Regions from separate parts of the Homo sapiens genome. Here region 2 is linked to region 1. A link is a loop called in an ENCODE intact Hi-C map of the cell type or tissue named here. Cell type or tissue: sigmoid colon. All regions are shown on one strand. Links, peaks and the distances in the headings refer to the core of each region. The heading gives the core; the rest is flanking DNA.

What was found. Peaks named below come from ENCODE experiments on the same cell type or tissue, not always from the same donor. Only the 100,000 strongest peaks of a DNase experiment are listed, where the experiment ranks them.
Region 2: a loop joins it to region 1, with 2.2 times the contacts of the local background. A loop is called at or near these places in 2 of 110 quality-filtered maps.

What each region holds. Positions count from the first base shown.
Region 1 is chr7:42,568,782-42,584,344 of GRCh38, forward strand. No RefSeq gene overlaps it. Among named protein-coding and RNA genes, the nearest start is that of LINC01448, 130 kb to the right of the region's middle. In sigmoid colon, for the core only: CTCF peaks have their summits at 6,124 and 6,324; no DNase peak of the experiment used is centred there.
Region 2 is chr7:42,482,756-42,498,318 of GRCh38, forward strand. No RefSeq gene overlaps it. Among named protein-coding and RNA genes, the nearest start is that of LINC01448, 220 kb to the right of the region's middle. RefSeq lists enhancers at 10,753-11,253, 10,855-11,149 and a silencer at 10,855-11,149. In sigmoid colon, for the core only: no CTCF peak of the experiment used is centred there; DNase peaks (open chromatin) are centred at 6,924, 8,501, 10,328 and 10,986; H3K4me3 peaks cover 924 bases; H3K27ac peaks cover 660 bases.

The DNA.
Region 1 (15,563 bases), core at 2,886-10,885:
GCTATTCAACCGAACAGGCATACTCAAAGGCTCATGCAATAACTTTCTTCAAGGTTTCTACCCTGAGATTCTGTGTTAACTTCTCAGATATTTTCCAGGTCTAAAATTCTATGTGTATCAGAGGTAAATTTTTAAATCATCAGAATCAAAATCATACTGCTGGGTTAGAAAGAACCTTCACTATCAGGTGAGGAGTCCACCTCCATCTGATGATTTGATCTGATCTGCACTTGGATTACTTAGTGATGGGGGGACACACCTCATTCCATGCCTTCAGAGGGTAAGCTTCACTCTCAGGAAGCTCTGCTTTATTTATACTTTCCATTCATTGGTCTTAGGTCTATGCCTTTGTTTTATAGACAATTTCATGTCTTCATAAAGACAAATGTTAAAAATTTTTGAGTTGCTCTTTGGATAAAAAGACATTGGTATAGTTTTGAGTCTTTTTTATCCATCAGATTTTCTTTCTGGTAAATTATACTTTTCATATATTGAACATAACTGAACAGTTTTTTCAAACATCCTAAGGCTTGGTATGTAGCGGTACAACTACAAAACTGAAATGCCTTTTAAAATATAGTCATTTTAAAGGTAATAATTATCTTCAAGAGTGTGAATTCATGAGCAAAAATAGTCGTAGTTGTTATAGGCAAATATTTAATAAATTTAAAACAGAAGAGCTTATTTATTCAGTAAATAGATATTCTTTCTGCCAAGCCCTGTGCTTTGTCTTAGAGATACAGTGGGGGAAAAGGAATAGCTACATCCTCAAGGAGCTATTTTTGGAGAAAAAGATAGGATAACAGGAACAAGATAATAGAGTACATCATGTTAAATGCTACGAAAGAAAAAGTGCAGTTCTACAGGGAAAGAGGAAAGCCATCTAAACAAGTCATAGAGGTAAGGAAGAGAGGTAAGGGAAGGGTGTGTAGGACTTAGCCTGATGAAGGTGGTCATTGTGTTGTTGCGTTGGGCAGAACTTAATGGTGTGGAAGAGGTCTTCCAAAAAGAGAGGTTACTGGGATAGTTTGCAAATGAGAGAAATGGCATGTTGAGAAAACTGCAATTGTTCTTTGGGAAGCCGAGGTGGGTGGGTCACGAGGTCAGGACCAGCCTGGACAAGATGGTGAAACCCCTCTCTACTAAAAATACAAAAATTAGTAAGGTGTGGTGGCAGGTGCCTGTAATCACAGCTACTCGGGAGGCTAAGGCAGGAGAATTGCTTGAACCCGGGTGGCAGAGGTTTGCAGTGAGCCAAGATCACGCCACTGAACTCCAGCCTGGGCAACAGACTGAGACTCCTTCTGAAAAAAAAAAGAAAAGAAAACTGCAATTGTTTACACATAACCTGAGCTGGGAGTTGGGCAAAGGAGGGAAGAGAAGGGAGAGGAGGATGAGGAGAAGAAAAAGGAAAGAGAAGAGATGAGAGTTAGGAGTGGAAGTGAAGAAAAGTTGAGGACTGGGATGAAGAGTTAAGTAAGGTCATGTTCTGATAGTTTCATAAACTATGTTAAGGACTTTAGACTTTGTCTTAAGGGCAGTGAGGGGGCACTGAAAGGTATTAAAAGGACGTACCTTTTAGAAATATTGCATTGGTTGAAGTGTGGAGAAGGGCTGAAAAGGATCCAGACAGGATACAGGCACATGGATCAGAAAACTGTAGGAACAATCTAGGCACAGAATGATGATGGCTTGAACCAAAGGTTGCAAGCCATGAGATGGAGAGATGTGGGAAAATTCCAAGTGTGATATGAAGAAGATGAATGGTGTTTTTCTTCCCCAGGTGGTGGGACTCTCAACGCTGACATCCAGATTTCTGCTTAGGTAGCTGGATACACCAAGGTACCGTTGATCTGGACAGGGGAGCAGTGGTGCACGGGAAGGAACATGAGGTTGTTTTGCTTGTAGTTTTCAAGTTTGATACATTTTGAGGAAATCTGAGTGAAAATATACAGTAGTAGTTTAACTACTGGAGTCCAAAGCTCAGGAGAGAGTTTTGGGGTGGAGACATTTCTGAATCATCAACTTTTGAGTAGAAAGCAAAGCCTCAAGTGTGGATCTCATTGCCCAGGAAGAGTATGAAGAGTGAGGTGACCAGAGACCCACGGAGGGATCCCTAGGAGGTAGTCAGAGAAAGAGGAATCTTCAGAAGACTCTAAGAAACACAGTTAGTGAACTAAAGAATAATATGCACCCAAATGAAAGGGCACAACACTCCAGCTTCATCTCCACCAGCAGCATATGGGTGGCTCCAGCTCCCACTGCAGGGCCTCCTGGGATTCCAGGTCCCAAAGCATGTTCTTGTCAGCTGGCCTTGGCTACCTGGGATGTGAGCAGCTTCTTGCTATTGATAATCTCTGATTGCATCATCTTCCTTTGTTTGGTCTTTCAGCTTTTCTATCGCCTGTGTAACCAATTCCAAGCATTCAATCCTCTCTATGTGAAAGAGTAAAAGTAGTATCTTCTTTCCTGGATGGACCATGACTGGACCATGACTGGCAAAGAGATCCACACTCGCAGTACCTCTCCCACTCCCTCCCCTCCTCCAAACTCTGAAGATAGTTATTTGTTTTGTTTTGTTTTGTTTTGTTTTGTTTTGTTTTGTTTTGTGGTCTCCGCTTAACACTAACTGGGAGCAAGAAGTGCTAGAAATCTAACTGGAAGGTCTGGTTCCTGCAAAAAGTTAAAATCCAGAGTTTCAGAAGCAGCCTGAAAGTTTTAATTATAATGAAAACAGCCACTAGATTTTAGCCCTTGTGAGTTCAGCGTTTCCTGTACATTGCTCAATTCCTGCAATACAATCGCCATCTACTCCTCGTATCAGAGGCAACACATATCTCATTCCTTTCTCGGCTCTTCAGTTCTGTAGGATCCAACGTGCCTGTTGGAAGTACACTGAGGAATAATGACTTTATGTTCATGACATTACCTTCTATGTGCATTTGAAAATTCTTGCCAAGCGTTCGGGACTATGTGGTGTTCTGATGTTCACTGGGGCACCAGAGGAGGCTAACTTTTTCTTCTATTACAATCAAAGCCTAAAAGGAAGAAGAAGCATTCTCCAAATAAGGGGTTCAGTTCTTAAATACAGGATCATTCTGGGGCCCACAGTAAGTGCAGAGTGGGTTTGTTTTTTTTCCCTATTATTTTTGGTTCGTTGTTTTTCCGGTGGGACAGCTATACAAGGTAGAAAGCCATAATTCCACCCCAGTATAATTGGCAGAGCCATTCTGTGAGGCCCCGGGGTTACAGCACCCACACCCTGGCAACGAAGCTGCGGGCCTTCCTGTTTGCCAGCATCAGTGGTCATATTATGGCTTGTGTGCCGGCAGCACCCTTTTCTAATTCTCTTTTAGGAGGAAATAATAAAAGGATCGGAGGATACTTATTCAGCGGCTTGCAGAAAAGACCTCAAAAACCTATTTATTATGCTGCGGTCTACAGGGAATTTGCTTCTGGCGTTTGATTTCAACTAAGATAAACTAACTAATGAAGGAAAATAAGTTTCAGAATCAAAGCTCCTCCTTCTCATTACTACCAGTCTGAGAAATGTTTATAAACTCTCTGTCGTGCATCTGACCTTTAAATAGGGTCCCTGTGGAGTGCTCTCTCTCTCTCTCTCTCTCTCTCTCTCCCTCTCTGTCACTCACTCACTCCTTCTTGCCTTCTCGCTTACCCCCTTTACTCTAAATATCTCCCTTCTTCCATTCCCATTATATTCAATGAGCTCTTTTGTTTTTCTTTATTCCTTTTCTCTTCTCTTTGGCTCTAATCTCTTCTTCTCCTTGTTCCCTTTCTATTCTAAGATCAAAAAATTAACATTCCTCTTAGGGACAAATAGTGCCTTAAGGTGACTTCTATCAGAAGCTCTTTATATCAATTTTCCCCTCTTCTCTTTGTGATGGTCTTTTAGTTTCTCTCCACGATTAGCTTTGACCTCTTCACTGTGTTTCTTCCTTCAGCATCTCCCTGGTACCATGACAGTGACTCATATTAGAAAAGAGTATGATGATTTTTCTTGAAACTTTCCCTTTATATTCCATACTGGAGTTTGTGGTTTGAGGCACTGGATAGATTGAGTTGGCTGGGATAGGTTGTTGTAATCATGACCCCAATGTATTCACACATCTCTGTATGCATGACATTTTGCAAGGTGACTTTCCTGATTCTCTTACAAGAGGTGAAGTCTATTTCTCTACTCCTTGACCAGTGCCTTGTTTTGGCCAATGCAACAAGTGCAAAAGTAATCCAAACAGAGGCTTGAAAGTGCTTGCACATTGGTGACTGCTCTCTTGCTGTCAGTAGCCTTCTGCCACTAGGTGACAAGCCCAGGATGGTGGGCTTCAGGGTGAGGACCTGGTGGTGAGGGCTGAGCAGCCATCCCATATGAGGTCCCAGACAAGAGGTACCTGCAGAATTGTGACATGAGCTCTCAGAGGCGTTTTGTGCCCTTTCAGCTTTCTCTTCCTTTAAATGGATATTTGGGAAAAGTTAAAAATAAGAAAACTTTAAAAATACTATTTAGTATCATTTATCAGTGAAATGACATTCTTAATTTCTTGTTGATAGATTTCACTTTTAAATCTTCTTGTGGTTTCATGAGCAGAGTAACCAATGGGATATATTTGCAGACAAGCCCATTTTTGCCTTTTAATAGTGCATACAATCATGAAAATGCTATTTCTTGTTTGAATTTACTAGGTTTTGGAGTGGGTCACTAGGCAGCACAATCTAATAGTGTCTAAATGAGACAACCCGTGCAAAATGCAAGACACAGTGTCAGGCACATACTGGTTGTTCCATGCTTGTTTGTTGAATAAAAGCAAGAATATTTAACTTATTCTTGAAATAGAAAGTGAAATATTTTTCCAACTTTGAGATCCTCTTACATGGAACTATAGTGCATCTATATTTATTTCTTCATATCTTTTTCTTAATCCTGATGTTAATTTTGCATATGCCGATTTTTAGACACTCATTGAAGGCATAATTGCAAAAAGGTGGAACTAGGGATGGAAAAGCAAAGGAGAGAGGGCAGAAAACAAAGTAGGAGAAAGTTTGTACAGTGTAGTCTTGATTGCTTCTCAGTCTTTTGGCTAAGATCAAGTGTATAGCATGGTCTTGGCTCAGCTACAGAAAGTGGATGTGAAATAATCGTGGCCTTAAAACTACTTGGGAATGGGTTGGAGTGAAGAAGCTGATAGATGTCTTAGAAGAATCAGGTACCTCTTCTGTCTTTTCATGTGCACATGAGGTAGCATTAAGGCTGTGTTTAACTTCTGTATTTGGGAGAGCGGTTGAGAAATACCTACTTAGCTCTGGCAATATGACTGAGTTAAGTAAACATTTCCCAGACTGTTCATATCTCAAGCTCCCAAGTTAACTGCAATTCGAGACCTTAAAGGCATGTTTCAACAGTTCATAATTATAAAGCACTGAACATTTAAATGGAAGACCAAGAACAACAACAACAAAAGAAAATATCAATCAAATGCTTTTTTTCGATATGTAGATCAGCAAAATGAATTACAAGCATTTCATTTACACTTCAAAGATAGAAGATCTTGAAATACCTCAATCACATGAAACAGAGGTTGGCAAACTACAACCTGCAGAATAAATCTGGCCTGCCACCTGTTTTGGTAAATAAAGCTTTACTGGAACACAAACATGCTCGTTCATTTGCATATTGTCTATGGCTGATTTGAGCTACACTAGCAGAGTTGAGTAATTCAGACACAAACCAGATGGCCTGCAAAGCCTAAAATATTTACCGTCTGCTCCTTTAAAGAAAATGTTTTTCCAGCCCCTGACATAGAAGAAGGTAAATGGAAACTACGCTTGTACCTCTGTGAATACCAGTCACTCAAGATGTGTAAAATATCAATGGTATTCTCTTCATATTACCTTTGCTATCTTTGCTATTTCATTTGGTGACCTTGTATTGAGCATTCTGGCTTGAATATGGGACTCAGGTATATCCAGGCAGGGGAAGTGAGAGCTCTAGAAGCCCGCTTTCATGGGGACTGAGGAGCATCTTTGGAGAACTTCATTTGGGGCAAGACCAAGTCAGGAACACAGGGCTCACCTCAGTAACAGAGTGTTGGCTGCCACCAAGGGGCATTTCTGAGTACAGCTCGGTTTCAGTTATTGAAATTTGTTTTCCAATCACAACTTCATCAAACTTACCTTTTCTTTCTCATGAAATCAGGAACCAAAATTATTCTGAGTTATTTCACAGAAGTATCTTTAAGAAATCAGTCATATACAGTGCTGCTTCGCAATCCCTTTGAAGGGGCATAAACACACAAAAATGAAAGGGAAAGAGGCATCTCTCCCTTCAGTGCCACACAATAAATGTCATGCAATTCTGGCAATGTGTTGACTCTGGTAAGGTTTTGGTATCAAGGAATGTGGTGACCAAGATGGTGGATGGCTGTAGAGGGCAGAGTGCCTACTTAGTGAAGCTTGGTTGAACAGAAAGTTTGAACAGAAAGAAGCACTGGCCCTTGGAGCTTGGGCTGCAGTATAAGAAGTGCAGAGGAAACCTCAGCTCCGGCAGAGTGGCCCCGAGGGCCAGGGACTTGGCAGAGCTGGATGATGCTTAGAGACCATCACTCAGCACTCAAGTTTCAGCCAACTTTCTGAGTTACCCCTGACCACACTGGAGTGGAAGAAATAAATATTTTGTTCTCATCAGAATTATTTTTCCCTTTGTTTAAAAGTAGCTGAGGGAATCAGAGTAGATAGGAATCAGAGAATTGCTTTTGTGCCAGCAGGAATATAAGGAAAAGAGAATGTGCCTTCGGTTTGCTCTTCCTCCTAACCTCAAGCCATGAGTTTTTTTCTTCCCCAGGAAGTAATGACCTTTAGGCTCACATGCTTATCTTTACAGGTTTGCAAAGAACCAGTGCAAAAGCCCTTTCACCACACCAGAGAGATTTTGAGGCCAAGCTCCAAAACTCTAAGGGAAAGAGAGGCCAGCTGCTGAGAAAATACAGGTCTCTTTCCAAATCAAAGAAAGACAATCTTTCCCTAACTTTGATCACGTCACTTAATCTTTCATAGTCTAAGCTAAAAAATTAATACTATTTATAGAGAGATTCTTCCAAGAAAGGGGCCCTATGCCTTTTATTTTCAAGAAGTATTTCCTCTATAATGGGTGTAATGTGCTTTCTGGAGGAATGGCTTATATGTAAGAATGATACTTCACCTATAGACCATTGTAAAATTTCCTCAAATTCATCACAGAAGTAAAATGAAAGCTAGGGATGATGGGTAGCCAGCTCCACAAAAAGAGTCTTTATGGTAAAATATATTAGGGAAATGCTAAATTTGAAAAAAAATAAATGGTTTATTTACTTCAGAACTTCTGAGGTTCTTAAATATACCAATATATGAAATGCAGTTTTACATGAGTGATATAATTTGAAGTATTATCCAAATGTATTTGACCACTGGGACCCTTTTGTACACCATAATGTTACACAAAGTGCATTCATTCTTTGCACGTTTTAAAACCTCAATTTATTATGGGACAGGAATTTGCTTAGGATGGTAGAAATCTGGGAGTATGCATTGTGTTAGACAGAACTCTTAGGGCTGAAGGTGATACAAATTCAATGCAAAATAGCTTAACTAAAACCAAAATGCTCTTCTCATGTCGCTGAGGAGCTGGGGTGTGTGACTGAGCAGGGGCTCAAGCAGAGGACTTGCCTCACATACCGCCTCAGTCCTCTCTCTCTCTCCCCTTCCATCTTTCAGCTTTTCTTTTCTCTGGTTTTATTTTTGTTTGATTTTGCTTTGTTTTGTTGTTTCCCCCAAACAGGCTCTTTCTACAAGGTGGAAGGAAAGAATGCTTCTTTTCTGAGAATCTCAGCAAAATTCAGAAAGAGCACTCACTGTCTAACTTTGGTGATGGATCCTCCCCTAATCCAAAAACTATGACAAAGAAATGCAGAATTATAATGGGTTAGGTCGAGGGCATGTGTCCACTCCATGATGGAAGTGAAGAAGGAGTTATTTCCATTCGATCTATATGGAATATGTTATTGATAAGAGAAATCTTATCAATTTAATTTTTAATGGAAGATAAATGAAGAGATGTCGGGCAGGTTGAAATCAACCAATGTCCACTCGGTCCGTTCATGCATACATCATGTCTGGTGGGGTGCCTCCCTGCTTAGGCTTTTAACTTATCAATCCTGGGTCACAGTCATTATCTCTGGTCAAGTAAATTCACTTGGAATGAAACATGTCTGTGACACCTATGTTCTCCTTTATCTTGTACAAAGTATTAACTCTGTAAACCAGAGAGTAAAAAGATTCTCTAAAAGAGTCATTTGCAAAGTGTGATCCTACAGCAGCATCAATACCAGCTTGAAACTTGGTAGAAAGGCAAACAGTTGGATGCCACCCAGACCTACTAAAGCAAATCTCCAGGGTGGGACACAGTAATGTGTTTTCTCAAGCCCTCTAGGTGATGCTGAAGTACACTAAACCTGAGAACCACTGCTATTTAGAGATAGTTCAGAATCACTTAACCGTTGGTCACTTCGGAACCTCAGATAGAACCTTTCTCTTAATAATCTGCATGAGGATCTCTTCTCTGCTCATTTTGATTCAACAGGTGTGGGATGGTGCTTGTTCATCTGTATTTTACCAGAGCTCCAGAAGTAATTTAACTGTGTATTCAAGTTTAAGGACCACTGTTTGAAAAGAGCAAAATGTTTAAGGTAAGGCTGGTAGCTAAATTTCAACAGTGTAGGCAGCCACCACAATTCAAGAACAGCCCGTTAATTGGGACAGAATAGAAACTGACCCCAGGATTTGAAAGCAGCTGTAGCAGAAGAACTCAAGCCAGGAAGGCTAATGAAATGTGATGACGATGAAGGAAGCCCTTTCAAAGGATGTGGTATAACTGAGCAACACTCAGGAACTGAAGAAGAGAGAGGCTCCTGCAACTCAGCAATCCTAGAGATTTGGAAGGGGACAAGGCACAGAACAAAAGAATGTTTGAGCAAAGGCATTAGATAATCTTGCAAGGTCTAGAGGCAGGGCCCTAGGTGGCAACAGATTCTACCACCAGGCTACGGACAATATGCATACAGATATCTTCCAAAATATAGACATTTTCTGTTATTTCAGCTCTCCTGACACACGTGGAAAACAACTCACCAGCAGTGTCATTTTGGGATATAGAAAGCAAAGAGACATAACACCCTTCAACAAGAATCTTGGCAGCATCAGTAATCTCAACACGTATTAAAAATACCAGCAAGTGCTTGATTTCCTGAGGGATAGTTATGCAGAAAAGGGTGACCAGCTGTTCTCCCTTTCCCAGAGGATGTGAGCTTAAGTGGCAATACAGGGGATGCAGGTTATCATAAGGAGATACTTCTGCCAAGAAAGTCTTGAGATGCAGACACTAAAATGGATTATCACGAGAAGCTGAGGAAGGCCAGAGGGAGCTGTCTCCTGGGGTGGGGCCCATTGCACTCAGAGCTCTTCTTGCTTCCCTGAGATAGTCCCTGGTATCTCTGCAAACTCCATCGAAGGAAGCAGACGTGGAACAGTTTCTAATACGTGGTTTGCCAAAACATTGAGGACTTGAGGGAATGAGGCACAGAGCCTGTTAGGTTTAAATAATCCTCTGACGGCTCCCCTGGGAACTCCCTAACAATCCAAATTAGAGCATGCATGCAAGCAATCTATTCTTGAGTATTTAATAAAGGATGTTCCAGTTGGTGGATTTCCGTGACCCTTCGCTTCTTTTTTCTACCTACTTTTAATCATTTCACTGCCTTTTAGCACTTCCACCAAGTGATGGTAGATGGAAACTGGAGAGAAAAACTCAAGTCAGTTTTGCTATAGGTTAGCAGCTCTGCTATAGGAAGTGGCCTCCTAAAACTCAGAGGGACAAAAGCCTGCTTAATAAACACAGTAAAGGGAATGCCGTCTATCTGAAGTCTCCCCAGAAACAGTGTGGTGTAAGAAAGATGGCACAGGATTGACAGTTGGTCAACTTCATTCTCGTACAAATTGAATCTCCGTTCATCACTGGTAAGACTGAGATAAAACCCTTTACCTAGTGGGGTCCTGGTAGGAACCAAATAAGCTAATAAATGCTCAGTGTGGAACACTCTCTCCCTGTGCTGTTAGTGCTGCTAAACCACAGAACCCTGGCTCATCCTTTAAACAGAATCCTGAAGGACCCCAAAACCAGGTCTAAGGGGAGGAAGAATAAATGAAGAAGAAAGGAGCAGTGAAAGGCAGAAATGTAGGAGCTGAATCAATAGCACACAGACTGCTGGGGCTGTTGCATCTCTAAAGCTATTGCCTACTACTGGTACTACTACCACCACCACTATTATTGGGAGTTTATTAAGGACTTGCTGTATGCCAAAGACTCAAGTATATGGCCTCTGATCATCTAACTAGTAAGTGCAGATCCTGGATCAGAACCGAAATATGCCTGAATTCAAAGCCCATGCATTTGTTACACCCTGGATGATGGTGAACAAAGACTAGATTCCAGTGAAGGAATGCTATGTGTTTCTAACTTTTTTTAACGGTTTTTTTTTTAATTCTCCATGCAGACTCTCACTAAGTGAGGTTCCCTAAGCTTGCTCTTACTCCCTGTAATCTGACAGAGCCTGAATATACAACTTGAGTTCCCCCATGTGTTTGCTCCTGACCTCTATTTGATAGAGCAATCTCTTAAGTAGAAACTGGTTTCTGGACATCTTCACGCTAGCATGGTTATTTAATACTATGAATCTCCCTCTGTACACTGCTTTAACTGCATCTCACAGATTTCGATAATTTTTGTTCCATTTTTCTAATTTCCCTTTGGATTTCCTCTCTGACTTATTATTTAGATGTATATTGTTTAATTTTCAACAGTTTGGAGATTTTACTATTGTCTTCCTGTTATTGATTTCTAATTTAATTTCATTATGGTTGGAAAATACACTTTGTTTGATTTTATTTCTTTTAAGTTGTTGTTTATTTTATGACCAAGGATATAATCTATCTTGATAAATGTCCATGTGTTCTTGAAAGGTATGTGTATTCTGTTATTGTTAGATAGTATCAGTTAAATCCATTTGTTAGATAAGTATCAGTTAAATCCATTTGGCTGTGGTATTATATTTGTTCCTCTTTTTCCCTGCTGATTTTATTTCTACCTTTTTACTGATTACTGAAAGAGATGTCAAAGTCTTTAACTATAATTTCTCCTCCTATTTCTCTTACCTTTATTTTGACATTATGTTGTTAGGTATATAAATGCTTAGGCTATTATGTTTATCTGTGATTTTATCATTATGTAGTGTCTCTCTTTATCCCTAGTAATTTTACTTACTGTGAAGTGTACTTTATCTGATATTTATATAGCCACATAAGCTTTTTCTCCATTACTGTTTGCAGTTATCTTCTCTATTATTTTGCCTTTATCCTAACCATATCTTTACTTATTTATTTATTTATTTGTTTATTTATTTATTTATTTTAGAGAAGAGGTCTCACTTTGTTGCCCAGGCTAGCCTCAAACTCCTAGGCTCAAGTGGTCTTCACACCTCAGCCTTCCAAGTAGTGGGGATTACATATGCCACTATGCCTAGCTCATCCATATCATCATTTTAAAATGGGATTGTTTTAGACAGTTTACGGTTTCGATTTTATTTTTATTTATTATGACAATCTAAATACTTTAATTGGTGTGTTTAGATCATTTATATTCCATGTTATTATTTTTATATTTGGATTTAGGTCTACCATTTTTATTATTATTATTATTATACTTTAAGTTTTAGGGTACATGTGCACAATGTGCAGGTTTGTTTCATATGTATACATGTGCCATGTTGGTGTGCTGCACCCATTAACTCGTCATTTAACATTAGGTATATCTCCAAATGCTATCCCTCTCCCTTCCCCCACCCCACAACAGTCCCTGGAGTGTGATGTTCCCCTTCCTGTGTCCATGTGTTCTCATTGTTCAATTCCCACCTATGAGTGAGAACACGCAGTGTTTGGTTTTTTGTCCTTGCGATGGTTTGCTGAGAATGATGGTTTCCACTTTCATCCATGTCCCTACAAAGGACATGAACTCATCATTTTTTATGGCTGCATAGTATTCCATGGTGTATATGTGCCACATTTTCTTAATCCAGTCTATCATTGTTGGACATTTGGGTTGGTTCCAAGTCTTTGCTATTGTGAATAGTGCCACAATAAACATACATGTGCATGTGTCTTTATAGCAGCATGATTTATAATCCTTTTGGTATATAACCAGTAATGGGATTGCTGGGTCAAATGGTATTTCTAGTTCTAGATCCCTGAGGGATCACCACACTGACTTCCACAAGGGTTGAACTAGTTTACAGTCCCAACAACAGTGTAAAAGTGTTCCTATTTCTCCACATACTCTCCAGCACCAGTTGTTTCCTGACTTTTTAATGATCGCCATTCTAACTGGTGGGAGATGGTATCTCATTGTGGTTTTGATTTGCATTTCTCTGATGGCCAGTGATGATGAGCATTTTTTCATGTGTCTTTTGGCTGCATAAATGTCTTCTTTTGAGAAGTGTCTGTTCATATCCTTCACCCACTTTTTGATGGGGTTGTTTGTTTTTTTCTTGTAAATTTGTTTGAGTTCATTGTACTCATCTGACAAAGGAATATTAGCCCTTTGTCAGATGAGTAGGTTGCGAAAATTTTCTCCCATTTTGTAGGTTGCCTGTTTACTCTGATGATAGTTTCTTTTACTATGCAGAAGCTCTTTAGTTTAATTAGATCCCATTTGTCAATTTTGGCTTTTGTGGCCATTGCTTTTGGTGTTTTAATCATGAAGTCCTTGCCCATACCTATGTCCTGAATGGTATTGCCTAGGTATTCATCTAGGGTTTTTATGGTTTTAGGTCTAACATGTAAGTCTTTAATCCATCTTGAATTAATTTTTGTATAAGGTGTAAGGAAGGGATCCAGTTTTAGCTTTCTACATATGGCTAGCTAGTTTTCCCAGTACCATTTATTAAATAGGGAATCCTTTCCCTATTGCTTGTTTTTGTCAGGTTTGTCAAAGATCACATGGTTGTAGAGATGTGGCATTATTTCTGAGGGCTCTGTTCTGTTCCATTGATCTATATCTCTGTTTCGGTACCAGTACCATGCTGTTTTGGTTACTTTAGCCTTGTAGTATAGTTTGAAGTCAGGTAGTGTGATGCCTCTGGCTTTGTTCTTTTGGCTTAGGATTGACTTGGCGATGCAGGCTCTTTTTGGTTCCATATGAACTTTAAAGTAGTTTTTTCCAATTCTGTGAAGAAAGTCATTGGTAGCTTGATGGGGATGGCATTGAATCTATAAATTAACTTGGGCAGTATGGCCATTTTCATGATATTGATTCTTCCTACCCATGAGCATGGAATGTTCTTCCATTTGTTTGTATCCTCTTTTATTTCATTGAGCAGTGGTTTGTAGTTCTCCTTGAAGAGGTCCTTCACATCCCTTGTAAGTTGGATTCCTAGGTATTTTATTCTGTTTGAAGCAATTGTGAATAGGAGTTCACTCATGATTTGACTCTCTGTTTGTCTGTCATTGGTGTAGAAGAATGCTTGTGATTTTTGCATATTGATTTTGTATCCTGAGACTTTGCTGAAGTTGCTTATCAGCTTAAGGAGATTTTGGGCTGAGACAATGGGGTTTTCTAGATATACAATCATGTCATCTGCAAACAGGGACAATTTGACTTCCTCTTTTCCTAATTGAATACCCTTTATTTCCTTCTCCTGCCTGATTGCCCTGGCCAGAACTTCCAACACTATGTTGAATAGGAGTGGTGAGAGAGGGCATCCCTGTCTTGTGCCAGTTTTCAAAGAGAATGTTTCCAGTTGTTGCCCATTCAGTATGATATTGGCTGTGGGTTTGTCATAGATAGCTCTTATTATTTTGAGATATGTCCCATCAATACCTAATTTATTGAGAGTTTTTAGCATGAAGGTTGTTGAATTTTGTCAAAGGCCTTTTCTGCATCTATTGAGATAATCATGTGGTTTTTGTCTTTGGTTCTGTTTATATGCTGGATTACATTTATTGATTTGTGTATATTGAACCAGCCTTGCATCCCAGGGATGAAGCCCACTTGATCATGGTGGATAAGCTTTTTGATGTGCTGCTGGATTCGGTTTGCCAGTATTTTATTGAGGATTTTTGCATCAATGTTTATCAAGGATATTGGTCTAAAATTCTCTTTTTTGGTTGTGTCTCTGCCAGGCTTTGGTATCAGGATGATGCTGGCCTCATAAAATGAGTTAGGGAGGATTCCCTCTTTTTCTATTGATTGGAATACTTTCAGAAGGAATGGTACCAGCTCCTCCTTGTACCTCTGGTAGAATTCGGCTGTGAATCCATCTGGTCCTGGAATTTTTTTATTGGTAAGCTATTAATTATTGCCTCAATTTCAGAGCCTGTTATTGGTCTATTCAGAGATTCAACTTCTTCCTCGTTTAGTCTTGGGAAGGTGTATGTGTCCAGGAGTTTATCCATTTCTTCTAGATTTTCTAGTTTATTTGCATAGAGGTGTTTATAATATTCTCTGACGGTAGTTTGTATTTCTGTGGGATCGTTGGTGATATCCCCTTTATCATTTTTTATTGCATCAATTTGATTCTTCTCTTTTCTTCTTTATTAGTCTTGCTAGCAGTCTATCAATTTTGTTGATCTTTTCAAAAACCAGCTCCTGGATTCATTGATTTTTTGAAGGGTTTTTTGTGTCTCTATTTCCTTCAGTTCTGCTCTGATTTTAGTTATTTCTTGCCTTCTGCTAGCTTTTGAATGTGTTTGCTCTTGCTTTTCTAGTTCTTTTAATTGTGATGTTAGGGTGTCAATTTTGGATCTTTCCTGCTTTCTCTTGTGGGCATTTAGTGCTATAAATTTCCCTCTACATACTGCTTTGAATGTGTCCCAGAGATTCTGGTATGTTGTGTCTTTGTTCTCATTGGTTTCAAAGAACATCTTGATTTCTGCTTTCATTTCATTATGTACCCAGTAGTCATTCAGGAGCAGGTTGCTCAGTTTCCATGTAGCTGCGCGGTTTTGAGTGAGTTTCTTAACCCTGAGTTCTAGTTTGATTGCACTGTGGTCTGAGAGACAGTTTGTTATAATTTCTGTTCTTTTACATTTGCTGAGGAGTGCTTTACTTCCAACTATGTGGTCAATTTTGGAATAGGTGTGGTGTGGTGCTGAAAAAAATGTATATTCTGTTGATTTGGGGTGGAGAGCTCTGTAGATGTCTGTTAGGTCTGCTTGATGCAGAGCTGAGTTCAATTCCTGGGTATCCTTGTTAACTTTCTGTCTCACTGATCTGTCTAATGTTGACAGCAGGATGTTAAAGTCTCCTATTATTATTGTGTGGGAGTCTAAGTCTCTTTGTAGGTCTCTAAGGACTTGCTTTATGAATCTGGATGCTCCTGTATTGGGTGGATATATATTTAGGATAGTTAGCTCTTCTTGTTGAATTGATTCCTTTACCATTATGTAATGGCCTTCTTTGTCTCTTT
Region 2 (15,563 bases), core at 3,285-11,284, 86 kb before region 1:
CAAGGACAGAAGCAGCTGAAGACCTGCACAACCGAAGGCAGTGAGACAGGAAGCCTGTTGCTGCGTGAATGTGTTGCCATCTTACCACCTGTGGTGTTTAATACCTCCCTCTTCGCTTCTCATCAGGCTCCAGCCTTGCTCCCTGTCACCAGGAAGGTCCAATCCCTGCTAGCACAGGCCACATTCTGAACAGCTTGATGCCACCTCTATTGGGAGGACATGATGATTGTAATATTTAGGATTAATCTACAATGATCAAGGTGGAGACAAAGAGGAGTAATCCTAGCTCATCTGATGAGGCTTTTTAAAGGCTAACCCTCCAAGCCTGTTTTCTGAGACTTTGCAAACATCATACCTAATGTCCAACATTTTTGCGAGGCTGAAATGAAAAGTGTGTGTGAGGCACCTGGTACTGTACCTAGTATAGTACACACTCCATAAATATTAAAGTCTGTCCCTGAAATCCTCAAGCAGCAAATGACAATATGAACATTTTCTTATCAATCTATGGAAATAATAGATTAATAGGGGCTGAGGGACATTGAGAACAGCCAGTTCTGCCATAGAAGAGCCATTAGGGCACATTTTGGCATTGCCCCACCATTAAGGTCATTGTTTCAACTATTTTCATCCTAGACTCTTAGTTTGACAAACACATATAGATACCAAAGGCAAGATTTTCACTCTTTTTTTTGCTTACAGTTTTGCCTGTAAGTTGTGAAAATGAGAAAGAGAATGCTCATTATTTTATGTTGGATTCTGAACAAATAGGCATCAATATCTCAAGTAATTAATGTAACGTGTTTAGGCAAAATTGTGCTTGAAATATACAGCAGTCTGGATGTTACCACCCCCTTTGTTAATATGACCAACATAGAAAATGATGTATCTATGTGAAACATAATAAATTATCAAGAATATAGTCTGTTTTCTAGCTAAATATGTTAACCGCATACTTTTTTTCTGTACCTGAAAACATTCATTAAACATCTGTTAGCAAAAGGGCACAAACTAGTTTATATAGCCATCCTGTTCTGTGGGCTTGATGATGTTGACTTAACTGGAGGCAGACATGTCAACATGCTAGAACCAGGATTCTTCACCCTAAATGTTCATCAGGAAAAAATTATTCCTCAATCAATAGCTGTTCACAAGATTTTAGTCATAAAGTGTCCTGCGCCATCCTACGTTATTCACTTTTTTCTCCTCTCTATTCTAAGTGAAATCACCTAGCCCAGGAACCCTTCCCAGTGGGCAGTCACAGGGAGAAGTTTTGTTTCATGGCCGAGAAGAGGACATGCGAACCCAGACCAGCTGTTACATAGGCTTATCAGGGGCTTACAAAGTGGTTTACTGTAAACAGAACCACTGAGACACTTCAACTCCTTCTTGAACTAGGAATACAGAGAGAATGAGGCAGTTGACAATGAGAGTTGAGACTCACAGGATGGCATGTATAGAGGGAATTTAGGGTGGCCATAGTGAGCCATAGGCACTGAAGTGGGCCAGGAACAGAAAAAAGAGATGCAGTAAAAAATAAGCAAAGCAAACAAGCAAGCAAACAAACAAAAAACAGAGTAGAAAACACAGAAATCAGTTGATACCAGAACAGGAAAAAACAGATGCCTGGAATGTTTCAGTTGTATTAATACAAGAGCAGTAGAGCAGAGGTGTGGATTGTTGCTACTGAAGTCTTTAGAATATCCTTAGGCTCAAGGTCACCCTTCAAATCTAGTGTCCACAAGGAGCTGGCTCCAATTATAACTCATGGCTTCACCCACTCCTCTTCTTAGCACCCTCATGAGATTTTATCTTCCTTCTTACTCTATGTGTGTTCTTAATAAGCAGCCCTTTTAATTGAACTAACTTGAGTCTCTGAAACTTGCAACCACAAAAGTTAGCTCTATTTTATTTCTCAGTCATGTGTTTTTCCACATTCGAATATTGAATTTTATCACAGATTTAGGCTCTGAACTCTTCTTGCCTCTTTGTGTTAAATGAAGAAGTGGTGCTTCCTAGGATTCTAGAAAGTAGCATAACGAAATAGTAACTGGAAATTCATTATGAGTTTTTTGGCTTTTCACAAATTGTAGTCCCCATTTTGCCATTCTTCTGCAAATTTGGCTTCATCGTTTCAAGTTTCCCTATGAGTTTTCTCAGCTCTGGTCCTAGCTGGCCCACATATCTTGTTAAGATAGCTCTGAGTCCCTCTGTTTTCAATGACAGGTTAACTCATGTGCAAAAGGACCACAGTGAAGTCAGGTGCTGCCTTGTGACTGTCACCTTCCAAAGAAATGTTTTTAGTGTTCTTATTATAAAAGTTATATACGCTTATTGAAAAAAATAAGAGACAGCAGAAGAGTAAAAAGAAAAAAATCATCTATACTTAGAGGAAAATAATCATGGTTAAAATGTATTGTTTTATCCTAATTTCTTTGTACATGTTGAGAAATAGTTGAGATCGTAGGGGATATATGTTGCTGAAGCCTCATAACTTACTTAGCACCGTAGTATAAACATCTTTCCAAGCTTTAAAAAACTCTTTGTAAACATTAGTCTTAATCATGGCACAACAGTCCACCAAATGGAATTTCATCACTTACAATATACTCAATAATTCCACAGTGTTAAACATTTGTTTACAATATTAGGCTAATATAAATAATTATGTAATGGACATTTAGTCCATGTTTTGAATGATTGTTTTCAGATGGATTTCTGAATGTGTAACCACTGGGAAAGAGTGTACTTTAGCATTTATAAGGCCATTTAAAGGCTCTTTTTTTTTTTAAGAGAAAACTTAGAGGCTGTTGAGATTAAACAGCTTGTCCTTTATGGCATCTAACCAACTATCATGAACACTGGATGGCTGAATAGCTATCCTGAGACCAAGATGTCAGATGCTCCAATGACTAAGGCTGTTTGTACCCCTACCAAATTTTGTGGTTTGGAAATGTCACACAGTCATAGCCTGATTTTCTACTCAGAAACTTTGACTAGATGAGCAATCTTGGCTCACCTCAAGTAAGAGTTAGATGAATTCGATTTCTGTGTTGGGTCCTAAAGAGATTGTTATTAAAAGTGAAAATATGTATCAAAAGTGTTTACATATGCATCCATATAAAATAGCCCCCTCCATCTTCAAGACCAGTTGTGTGGCAGGAGATGGGAGAGGAGCTCGGACTGGTAAGAAAAAGCTCTGCATGACCCAATCCCACCTCTGCTTCTAGGAGAGAAATCTGCATTTACCTTCTACATATTTTTCCTCTGGATGAACTACCTTTTGAAGAAATTGTACTTGGGAGCTGGGTGGGGGAGGGGGTGGGAGGAATTCAAAAGCACCAATCTCAATATAGGTTTGTAAAAGAGAAGCTGAATACGTTTAGCTGCTTTCTTAATTTTACTGTAGTCCCATGACTTTGTTTGAAGAACAATCCATTTTCAAACTCTCTAAAAATACAACTTTAATGCATGTATCAAAATACATAAAGAGAAATATAAGTGATAAGAGGATTTATGACTTGTTATTTAATTTTCTTTTCAACATCTTTTTCTTTCTTTTTATTTTTTGAGTTGGGGTCTGGGTTCAATGGATCCTCCCACCTCAGCCTCCAGAGTCTCTGGGGTTACAGGTGCGTGCCACCATATCCAGCTAATTCTTTTTGCACAGATGGAGTCTCACTGTGTTGCCCAGGCTGGCCTCCAACTCCTGACCTCAAGCAATACTCCTGCCTTGGCCTCCCAAAGTGCTGGGATTACAGGTATGAGCCACTGCATCTGGCCTATCAACATCCATGTTTAAATGATTTTTAAAAATATTCCGTGTTGGATAAGGGCCTTTTATGTACAAACCTCTAGAAATTCTATTACTGAGGCATTGTGGTACTTGTAGTCTTCTAGAACTGTTTCTCAAACAAAATAGCTGATTCTCCAATGACATAAAATGTCCATGAGAAAACAGCAGCATCACACAGAAAACAAGTTACAGAAGCTGCAGTTGTTCATTCATTCACTCAACAGACATATTTGAGGGCCTCCTGTGTACCATGTGTTGTGCTAGATGCTGACTATACAACATTAACCAAGGCCTAGTTTTGTCCTCAGGAACTTATAGCCTTATGAGGAAACATGCACAACAAAAATAAAAATAGCACAGGGTAAATGTTAACATGGAAACTTTGTGGGGTGAAGGGGGAATAGAGAAGAAACGTACATCTCTTAGGGAGAAAATGGGAAAAATTTACAAGGAAGGAAAAATTGAGCTGAGGACAGGGCTGGGTTCATGGCATGCACATGTCACCTAAAGCCAGCTTCTACAGCATCTCATGCTTAGCTCAGTGCTCTACTCTTGCTATCTTGAAATTCTTCATACTTTTTAAACAAGGGGACTGTATTTTCATTTTATACTGGACCCCCAAAATTATGTGCAGTAGCTGGTCCTGGCCGAGCTAGGTGATGAAGTGGGTGAAAGTTTCTTAAGCAAATGGAGTAGTAAGAGATGGAAATGTGAAAGAATGGGAAATGTAAAATCTACTGAGTTGTGTAATTTGACTAAGTTACATGTTGGGGTGGAGCTGGAAGTGTAGAGATGATGAGGTAAGGCAAATCGTAGGACCTGGATCTTGAAGGGTCTTGGGTTTGTTGCAAAAGAGCTTAGATTTTATCCCATGAGTGATATAGTCATTCAAAATTTTGACTGAGTAAGTAGCAAGAGTACATAGAATGAGAAAAGCAGCAGGCCTAGCAGTGTACTCTGGAAAAAATTAAAATACAAGGCTTGGGTAGGGAAATTGGAATCAATAAAGTAAAGAGAGAGAATGCATGAAAGGCTACATGACTGGGAGAGTAGCATTACATGCTAACCAAAAGAACAAGCTTTAATCAGTTATTTTTAAATTGAGAAAAAAATTCTATATGTTTGTCATATACAACATGATCTTTTGAAACGTGTATGTTGTAGAATACTTAAACTGAGCTAAGTAGCATGCATTACCTCAAATACCATTTTTTGGTGGGAAGAACACTTCAAATCCACTATCAAATCCACTGTGATTTTGAAGAATATTATATATATATTTTTTTCTTTTTTTTTTTTGAGACGCGGTCTCACTTTGTCGCCCAAGCTGGAGTGCAGTGGCTCAATCTCGGCTCACTGCAATCTCCGTTTCCCAGGTTCAAGCGATTCTCCTGCCTCAGCCTCCTGAGTAGATGAGACTGCAAGCTCATGCCACCACACCCAGTTAATTTTTGTATTTTTAGTAGAGATGGGGTTTCATCATTTTGGCCAGGATGGCCTTGATCTCCTGACCTCGTGATCCGCCTGCCTTGGTCTCCCAAAGTGCTGGGATTACAGTCATAAGCCACCGTGCCTGGCCAGAATATAATATATTCTTATTAACTACAGTCATGTACAATAGATATGAACTTATTTCTTCTGACTGAAATTTCGTATCCTTTCACTTACAAGTTTTTGAAAGGAAGGGGCAGTCAACAGCAGCAGGGAAGGGGTGATTGCATTGCTCATCCTCACAGCCCATTGCAGCTGCACCTTAGCCATGTTCCTGTCCTCTTGGTCCAGGTGTTCTCCCTAGTCCTCTCACCTTCCTTTGTGCATGTCTCCTGTGGGTTTCTCTTTACCATTCCAAAGTAGTCCCAGGCATCCTAAAGGCACTCCATCCTTCTATTGGCAAGGATTGGGCAAGAATTGATGAAAACTCAAAGCAGAGTCTGACAGATCACCAGCTTGCCATGATATGTGATTTAAATCAGCCCAAACCACCCATGCAAGTACCATGGTTTGGGTGTCAATCAAAATAAGTACTTGGCTTCACACTCCTGTGTCTTCATGCTGTTGTGCTCAACTTTCTCCTTTCACCTCACAACCTGCTTCGATTCTGCAGCCCCTGCTTCCTGGGGTTCCTGGTCTTGTTGCCTCTCTGCATCCACTCTTTGCCTTGGGACTTGGCAGAGCAGCCACTCTTGGTGTTCCTGAGGATGTGCCTTCCTGTACCTCCTGGTTCCTTGCATTTCTGGCTTGCCTGACCTAGGTTTGAGCCCTTGGATCCCACTGGAATGATTGCTCACTTGGTTTGCTGCCATGAACCCTACCCATCATGATGGTGACACACACTATCTTGTTCTTGCTGCTTTTCAAAACCCCAGAGTCAAATCCACCATTTAAAATCAATAATACAAGAGCTATGTCCCTTCTCTTCTACACTTTGACATTTTCCACAAGATGATCGTTTATTGAAGTCCCTACAAATGACAGCCTGAGGCTGAATGGAGGACAGGACGGTTGTCCTGAGGATACTTCGTGTGGGAATTCTACGTCAATCTTGTCTTCATTTACTCCATCATCTCTGTTCTTGTGTGACTCTGCTGGGTGGGTTCTCTGTATAAGTGGGCTCTTGCATGAGTCATTTCTCAAGTGAAAATACATTTCCAGTGGCTCATTTTCAAGCTTTAAGATAGCATTTTGAACTTTATATACATATAGATATAAGCTTATATATATAATACCCACACATATATATGCTATATATGTGAGGTACATAATTTCAGAAATCCTTAATTTCTCACATACTTATTTGGTAGTAACATTAAGGGATTATGAAAACATTTTCATTGGACACAGATCCAAATGAAAAAAATAAAAGGGAAAAACACTATAGAAATCCCTGGCAAGGCATTGGGTAGTAGGTGCCTGGTATCCATCTAGCTAGACTAGTGTGTACATCTGGCTATGATACAAGTTTTGCCTTCCTAAAAAAGGTTTGGAACTTTTATGTTAGGAAGGAATGCAGGACAAGATCTTGGTTTCTTAGTTTGGACAAGCTTCCTGTTGAGTGGTTGGAGCTGTGCTAAGAAGCTGTTTTAAGAGTGTGCATGTGTGCAGGAGGTAAGGACCCAGGCCTGGGAGAGGAACTGAAGGACAGGCAGAGGTTATGACAATGGGAGGATTCACTTGCCTTGCCATGCCAAGCCTCAGCTGGTGCAGCCTCCAGAGGTCATGTGAGCATCTGTTTCATTGGATTTAGAATGACAAAAAAATATGGTCTCTTGATAATTATTTGCCTTAAAAAGAGCTAAATAGTGGCTTTCAATAAATAGTATATTCTCTTAGTTTTTTTCTATAATATAAAATATAAGGTAACATACAAGAAAAATCCATCCAGGTTTCCATTAGTCTAAAACCCTTTGCCAATTGTAACTTTTCTCAGGGGGTTTTTCTAGAAGCCATTGGGCCAATTATTGTGCCCTGGAAATGTGCGAGGGAAGAGCTAGCAAATCGCCCCTGAGATCTGTATCGACTCATCCCTTAGAGACAGCAAACGGCATATCCCCAAGCCCTGAATATCTTCCTGCCAAACTCCTCTGGGTGCCTGTGTGATAGACATGTGTCTGATCCACAGGGTGGAGGCACCTAACTCCACCCCTCATTACCATTTTCCTTTCAGTCATGTGCTTTCAGCTGCACCTGTTGTCATGCTTAGCCCTATAACTGTTTACTTTGATCTTATTGAACTTGCTTGTAATAACTTTTGCGCATTCATTGGACAAGCTATTACCAGACCCACACAATATTCTTAAGAAATGCATGGTTTAGTCTGAGTAAATAGGCAGGTGAGATATATTTGTAGAGCTTAAAAATAATGAGCTGTTCGGTCAATATGTCACCCTTCACAGATAAGTAGCTGATCTTGATATATATATATATATATATTCTGAAAGTTCATAGGGAATCACTGAATTCACACAAATAAGTAGATTGGTTTTCAAATTACTTGTGGTGAAAATGAATTTATTCATCCCTTAAATATACCTAATAAATAGCTGCAAATGGGAGAATTGCTTACCTTGAGTTTTTAAACAATTTAATTCTGTATTTATTATAGGATAATGCTCTTGGTAAGAACGTAAAGCATTAGCTTTGGGAAAAAGAAGATTTACTATTTTCCACTCACTGATCCATCAAGGAAGACTCTACTCCAAGGCTCTGCTCCTTGTTCATCTATGAAACAAATTACAAGAGAGAATATGGAGTGGACAACGGATGCACCCAGATCAGTAGCTAATAATGTCTAAGTCAGTGCCCTGGAGCCAATCTGTTCCTCCTCTCCCCACCCCCATAAATAAAGGCAATGCAATTTCCATCACTTTGAAAGTCCCTTTTAAATTCTCACTTGAGAATTACTGAGTTAGTGCAAAATGCATACCCTAACAAAACAAAACGAAATAAAGCAAAACAAAACAAATGCCTTGAGTTCAGTGTACCTACAACCAGATGTAAAGTTTAATTTTTGAGGCAATGGTGTCATAAAGCACCCAATCACTTTTGCTGAGATAAAATTAACTCATTTGCACATCCACTCCATGAGACTCCATGTGAATGACCTGTCCCATGCACCTGTTGAGGCACAGCTTGGGGTGGACACCAGGCAAGATCCCAAGATAGGCTAGAACTGTGGGCAGAAAACCAGCAGGCATGCAGGTCCTGTCCATGAGAGTTTGGGCCCAAGTGCCCAGGGTATTAGTCAGAATAGGCACCCCATTTCCCCTGCTGCTCACTCCTTCAAATGGAACGAGTGTGCCAGTGACCTTGGTGTGCAGGAATTAACACTTGTAGCTTAAGCATCGGGCAGTCTGAGTTCAGATGCCAGCTGTCTAGAGGGATGCTGAGAAATGCCAACAGCTCAGAGTCTGAAGACGTGGAAGATCCAGAGTCCTGAGGGAAACTGAGCTGTGTGTAGCCCTGCCCCTGGGAGACCAGGGAGATGGGACCTCTAGTGCCAGATCATTCCCAGGAAATTGGAGTGAGCCCTGCACACAGCAATACATCAAATTTTGAGAAGTTCTTATTTTATCAGACACTAATACTGCTGATTCCTTAAGTGACTTTTTAACAGTTTCTAATTATCAAGAAATGAGGCAGTATCTTTCATTCTAAGAGCCTAACGCCTCATGAATTTAAAGAAGACTTTTTAAATTGTAAAAATAATATTATGATAAAGCAAAAACTCAAGCAGTGTAGATAGGTAGCAGATAAAAAGTAAGTCAAATCAGTTTCTAATATATTTATTTTGTATATACACTAAAATATGGTTCTAATATTTTTTCAATCTTAATCTTGGGTAGTTTAAGGAGAAAATTGTATCATGTCATCTGTAAAAGTGATAATTGGTATCCTTTCCAGTAGCCTTTTATATCATATTTACATAGTTATACAATTTATATTACACACACACACACACACACACACACACACACACTCACACCTGATAGAGTTGGCTTTTCTTTTTTTTTAATTTGATTCTAATGGACGTGCTTCTAGGATAGCATATCCCAAAAAGGTGTATATTAAAAATTGTTCAAAAGAAGTTTAATATGAGTATTGTGAAAAAGTTCTGCATTCTCAAATAAAAGTGGTAGAAAACACTATATTTAAGAGTTAAACTTGGTGTTTGGATTTCTCAGAGCCTTTAATAGGCTAATTAGGACTTTAAGGTGACTCTCCAAGGGGAACTGGTCTGTTTGGCAAACTGGTCCTTGACCTCAGGACATATGTACATGAAACTGTTATTAATCTTTTAGTATGTACTATATCACGAACATCTTCCTGTGTTGTTAAATATTCTTCTACAACTGTTTCTAATCAAATATATGGAAGCTGTTAATTTTCTTACACTCCTAACAGTTTTTGCTTTACATGTTTTCAGGTGCAGTTCAGATTTGTGGCCCTGAATTTTATACAATTTTAGGAGTCACTTTTTAGACAAAGAGTACAAAGTCAGAAGCACGAAATTGTTAGTATGCCTGTTTGTTTTCTGCTGCTATATCTTGAATGGGAATGTTGTCTGCAATGAACACAAAAATCTCTCTCTCTCAATATCTTTGCTTTATTTGATATTAAAATTGATCTCCCTGCCTTCGCTTTTCTCTTTGCTTTATCATTTTGTTTTTGTCAGCTTCTCTTGTATTTATTAGAAAAATATGAAAACCAAAAGAATTTGCCTTGTAATAAGATACATTAAATTACTTCTGAAAAGGTTTCATGTCATCCACAAATAAAGAGCTGATTCAGAAAAATTTTAATAGTAGTAATAGTATTTACAGAAACAATTCTAATACTAACAGTGGGTACTCACTATGTGCCAAGCATTGAGTTATCTACTTAATATGGATTACGTTTTGATAGCACAAATCCTATAAGATAGGTACTACTAATATTCACATTTCATAGATGAGAACGCTGAGGCATGCAGTATTAGACAGCCGTGAGTGTGGAGACAGATTCACACGGAGCCCACTGAGAGTCTGGCCTTTTATGAGGAAGCTTCCTCCCTCTCTTCAACAAGAAGTCCGGGTCTGCATCGCCCTGCTGAGGATGCTACTATGCAAACGCAGGGAGTCTACAGATTACAAGTGTAATAACATAATGGAATATTTTATATAAAATCTTGAAACAGACAGATTTCACATCAGGAACTGTTAGCATGATGTCATGTGATTCTAATGCCTATTAAATTTTAAAGATCAATCAATAAATTATAAATAAACAAATAGTGACCTACAAATGTCTAAGTGAAGGTGGGGGCTCCGGGGAGGGGGAGAGAATTTGAAAAGTCTGCTCGACCCCTTGGCAGCGATTCCAAGGCTAAGGGAAGCTCCCTCTCAGGTGCCTGACAGCAGGAGCAGCCGGATTTTGGAAAGGGAGGAGGCCGGGACGCATGCAGCTTGGTGGGGGCTGTGTCCGAGGTCCGCAGGGAGAAGCTGAGCGACAGCCCCAGCAGGGACCTACTGCTGGCGCCCACTCCCCGCGGCCGCTGGCCAAGTGTGGGCTCTCGGGTTCGTTTCCACCCAGCGCGGCGGTGTTATTCGGAGAAGGAAAATAAATGTCTGCGGTTGCTCTGCCGGGCTGCGGGGGCGGTGCCCTGGAAGGAGGGGCTGTGCATCTGCACCATTTCTAGGAATGTCCGCCCTCTGGGAACCCAGCCCTGAAGTGCTCTGAGAATGAGCCGTGTTTACGGAAAGCCTCTGTCTCATGCTCCGCATTCTCCGTTCTGATTCTGACCACAGCAAGAGTGGACGCTCTCCACGCCTGGAGATTCCCATTCCAGCTTAGCCTTGCCAGGCACCCATTCTTATCAGGGCTGCAAGATCTTTCCCCTTGGGACCCCAGGGTCCCTACATCCCCTCTCAAGGGCTTAAGCTGCTCTGATTTCAAAAGGCATGCATTAGGGTGCCCCCTCTGCAGCCTAACCACTTCCCACACTGCGGAGCAGAGCTGCTAACCAGTCCTCTCATTCCTGCTTGCTTTGGCTAGCTTTCAACACCCCAAATCACACACACCAAATGCAGGTGGCTCTACCTGGGAAGGGGAAACGATTTATTGTGAGGGGCATTTTGCATGTTGCTCAGTGAGATGAAGGCAAGCTTTGAGGAAAAAGTTCAGCTTTTTATTTGGCCTCTTATCTTTGAAAGTCTAATTAATGAATCCACAAGTAGAGCATTTACCTGGACATTATAAAATACTTTGGATTTTCCTAGCCTCTGTGCCATCCCCTGATGAACCCTGAAGCTCTCTTTTTCATTATGTGTCTCAGAGCAGGCAAACTCCAGGAAGCCCAGCCTGGCGAACGCTTCCCATCAGACAACTCTGTCTGGAGCCACCATTTGAAAATATCCCCAAGGCTATTGTATTCAACCTTTACTTAAAGATCATTTCTATGAGGCATCCAATTTCTGCGGCTCCCTTGGGCTGCGGTTTAAGACAGGCTTCACAGTATTTACTGTTTATAGTTTTGAGCTGACAGCTATTTAAGGGCAAGAGATTTCATCTGCCACCATGTCTCACAGCTTTTGCCACCAACACATTTACCAGACGGAACAAGCTGGAACTTTGTGAAACCAAGGAAACAAGTGTAATATGGTTTAGGGGGAAAAAAATTAAAATTTGGAGTTATTTTCCTGCTGATTGTTTCTGTGTGCTCCGTCACATTGAATTATGGGGAGCTGGCGTATCAATGGCATCTGTATGGCCTGCAATAATAGCCACTTGTTCATCAGACATGTAGGATGGTTGGCTCTACTGATCTTGGCTGAGATCACCTACATTCATGGCTGGCTGTTGGCTGGGGTGACCGGGGTGACTGATCTCTGCTTCCCACGCCTCTCATCCTCCAGCAGGCTAGCCTGGGCATGTCATCAGAGTAAAGCAGAAGCACAGCAGAAATACTCGCGGTCTCTTGAGACCTAGTCTCAGAATTAACTTACCATCAAGTCCAGTGAATTCTAGTCTAAAGAAAGTTCAAGGTCAGCCAATTTTTAAGGCAATGGGAGAATAAACTCTGGAAAGAACTGTAAAGTCACAAAAAAAATCACTGGACACAGGGAGGTTTGAAGTATTGGTGCTATTAATACGATCCACCATGGTTGTATACATGCCTTTCTCCTCTTCCCTGGAGTTCTTCCACCATGTCTTATTTATCTTTCTGTCTGCCAGTTCTTAGGACAGCACATGGCATGTAGTCAGTATTCACTAAGCAACCTTGCATTACTTTGCGCATGAGTGCACATTAGAATAGGCTCCGATACTACAACTACATTTTAATTTTTTTCTTGCAACAATTACATCAGTATTAGAGATGCCTCATTGCCCTCCACCCACACCTACTTCCAGCATTTCCTCTTTACATTTCCCTATCATGTGTCTAGGTCTGGATTATTTTTATTTATCTACTCAGCATCCAATGGAGCTTTTGATATATTGCATCATTTTTGGAAAAGATGTAACCATTTTCTGTTTGACGAATTCTCCTCCACAATTCTCTCTATTCTCTCCTTCTGGAATGCATATTATGTGTATGAATCAGACTTTTCTTATTACATCCTTCATGTTTCTTAACTTGTTTGTTTATCATCTTGTCATTCTCTTTTTTTTCTCCTCTTTTCTGTCTCAGGCTATGTCTAGTTTTGTTGTTGCTGTTGTTAATACTTCTCTCTTCAGTTATGTCTAATATGTTAACAGAGTACCTCACATAGGGGCTGTAGCTTAGAATCACCTGGCAGATTAACAAAATATCAATGCCTGGTCCCACCCCTAGAATTTCTGGTTTAATCGGTGTGGGTCAGGAGATGGACATCAATAACTATGATGCGTAACCAAGGTTAAAAACCATTGATTACAACTTTTTTTTTTTAGAATTTTTTCTCAGTGACTGTATTTTTTTCAGCGTTTCTACTGGAAAAAAAAATCCACTGACTCTTCTTTCATAAACTCTGTTTTTATTTTTATCATGCTATTTCTTCCATAGGACATTTCAAACAGGTATATTTAGATCTCTTTTAGATTGCTCCATTATTTCTAACTCCTAAAATGTAAATTCCCTCATTAGTTGAGTCTGTAGACTGTTATGATGTTGAACTTCTTCAAAAGCTTTATAATTTTTGACTATGAATTCATCTTGCATCTTGTGCCTTGGGTTATAAGGACCTCCTAATGGATTGTTTTCACACTTGCCTGTGCCTGGTCCTGTGGATTTCATCGGCTCCCAGTGATGTTTTATGTAAGTGCATCTTCTTAAGGTTTATACTACACACACAGCTCCGACTCAGGGTCTGTATCTAGCCACACATAGGCTTGGTGTTCTGAGCTCAAGCAAGTAACATGTTTCACAGCCATTACCTGGGGCAGAAGGCTAATTTCCAATCTGGAGGGTAAGGATATCTGGATTTTTATTTGTGAACTCACAATATATTCCCCAGTTCACGTGGGGAGCCCAATTCTGGCTCCTCAGCTGGCATTTGTCATTGGGCATCCCCATGTCCAATTCTTGGGCCTGTCACATACCCCTATTTTGTGTGTGTGTGTGTGTGTGTGTGTGTGTGTGTGTGTGTGTGTGTGTGTTTTATTAATATTTCTTTTTTGAGCACTTACTTACATTCTGCACCACTCACCTTGGCAACACATCTTTTGCTTCTTTGTACTATGTAGATTTCCCCTTCATTTTTCTTACTTGGAAATATCCCTTTGGTACTCTTAAGCTAGTACATGTATTTTCTCAATAAAATTTTATTATAGATAGCTTCAAATTTACAAAAATTGCAAAGATAATGCAGAGTTCTATATACCCTATGCCCGTTTTCCCCTCTTGTAAATATTTGATGTTAGTATACTACATTTGTTACATCTAATGAATTAATATTGACATGTCATTATTAGCTAAAATCCATATTTTATTCTGATTTTCTTAGTTTTTACCCATGCTCTTTTTCTGTACCGGGACATTTAGTCATCATGTCTCCTTAGGCTTCTCTTGGCTGTGATGCTTTTCTGGGCTTTTCTTAATGCTACCTCTATCTCTCTGGTCTTCTTTCCAAAAACTCATGACCTCAGTTTAATTATGAGAACAATATCAGGCATCATGTCAAATATAGTCATGTCTCCTTAGGCTTCTCTTGGCTGTGATGCTTTTCTGGGCTTTCTTATTTTTGATGACCTTAACAGGTTTTTAATTTTAAAAAACTTAAAAAAAATTTTTTTTGAGACAAAGTCTTGCTCTGTTACCCAAGCTGGAGTGCAATGGCATGATGACGGCTCACTGCAATCTTGAACTCCTAGGCTCAATGATCGTCCCACCTCAGCCTGCCAAGTAGCTGGGACTACAGTTGTGCTGCCATGCCCAGCTACCTTAACAGTTTTGAGGACTACTAGTCAGATATTTTTATAGAATGTCTTTCAGCTGGGAATTTGCGTGATATTTTTCTCATAATTAAACTGAGGTCATGAGTTTTTGGAAAGAAGACCAGAGAGATAGAGGTAGCATGTCTCATAAGGGGATATGGAAAGTAAGAAATATCCTGGGGCTTACTTGAGAAGAAAGCCACTAAGTGCAGCTCACACTTAAGGAATGGAGAACTGTGCTCCATCTCCTTGAGGGAAAGAATCTACATAAATTATTTGGAATTTTTCTGCACAGAAAATTTTGTCTGTTCTTCCCTGTTTATTGATTTCTTAATTCAATCATATCAGTATAGACTCATGGATATTTATTTTATACTTTAGATTATCATTGAATACTCTCATTGCTTATTTTATTGTTAAAACACTACAATTTTGGCTATTGGGAGCACTTTCAATTGGCTCCTGTGTCTCTTTGACATACCCCCATCATTGTGTGCATATACTTTTTTGTTGTTGGTTTTGAGCGCTTACTTACATTCTGCAACACAAGATGCTTCAGACTCGTGTTGCATATTCTCTTAGTCCTAGAATCAACCATTTCCCCAAATGTAGATTGTTCCTATTATTGGATAATAGTAGTAGAAATGAAGATCTGGGGCACTAGATGTGCGTGTTGCTAATGGAGTTTGTTGCCTCTAAGCCATTTTAGCTTACAGAAAATGTGTGTATATTAATCCATTAATGTACATGTACCTACCTATAACTACTTCTATATTTAATGTATCTCTATGTTACACTAACATAAGTTCATACTGAATGCCTCCAACTCCAATCCATTGCTATGTGGATCATTCTAGCATCCTATTACATGTCTGTA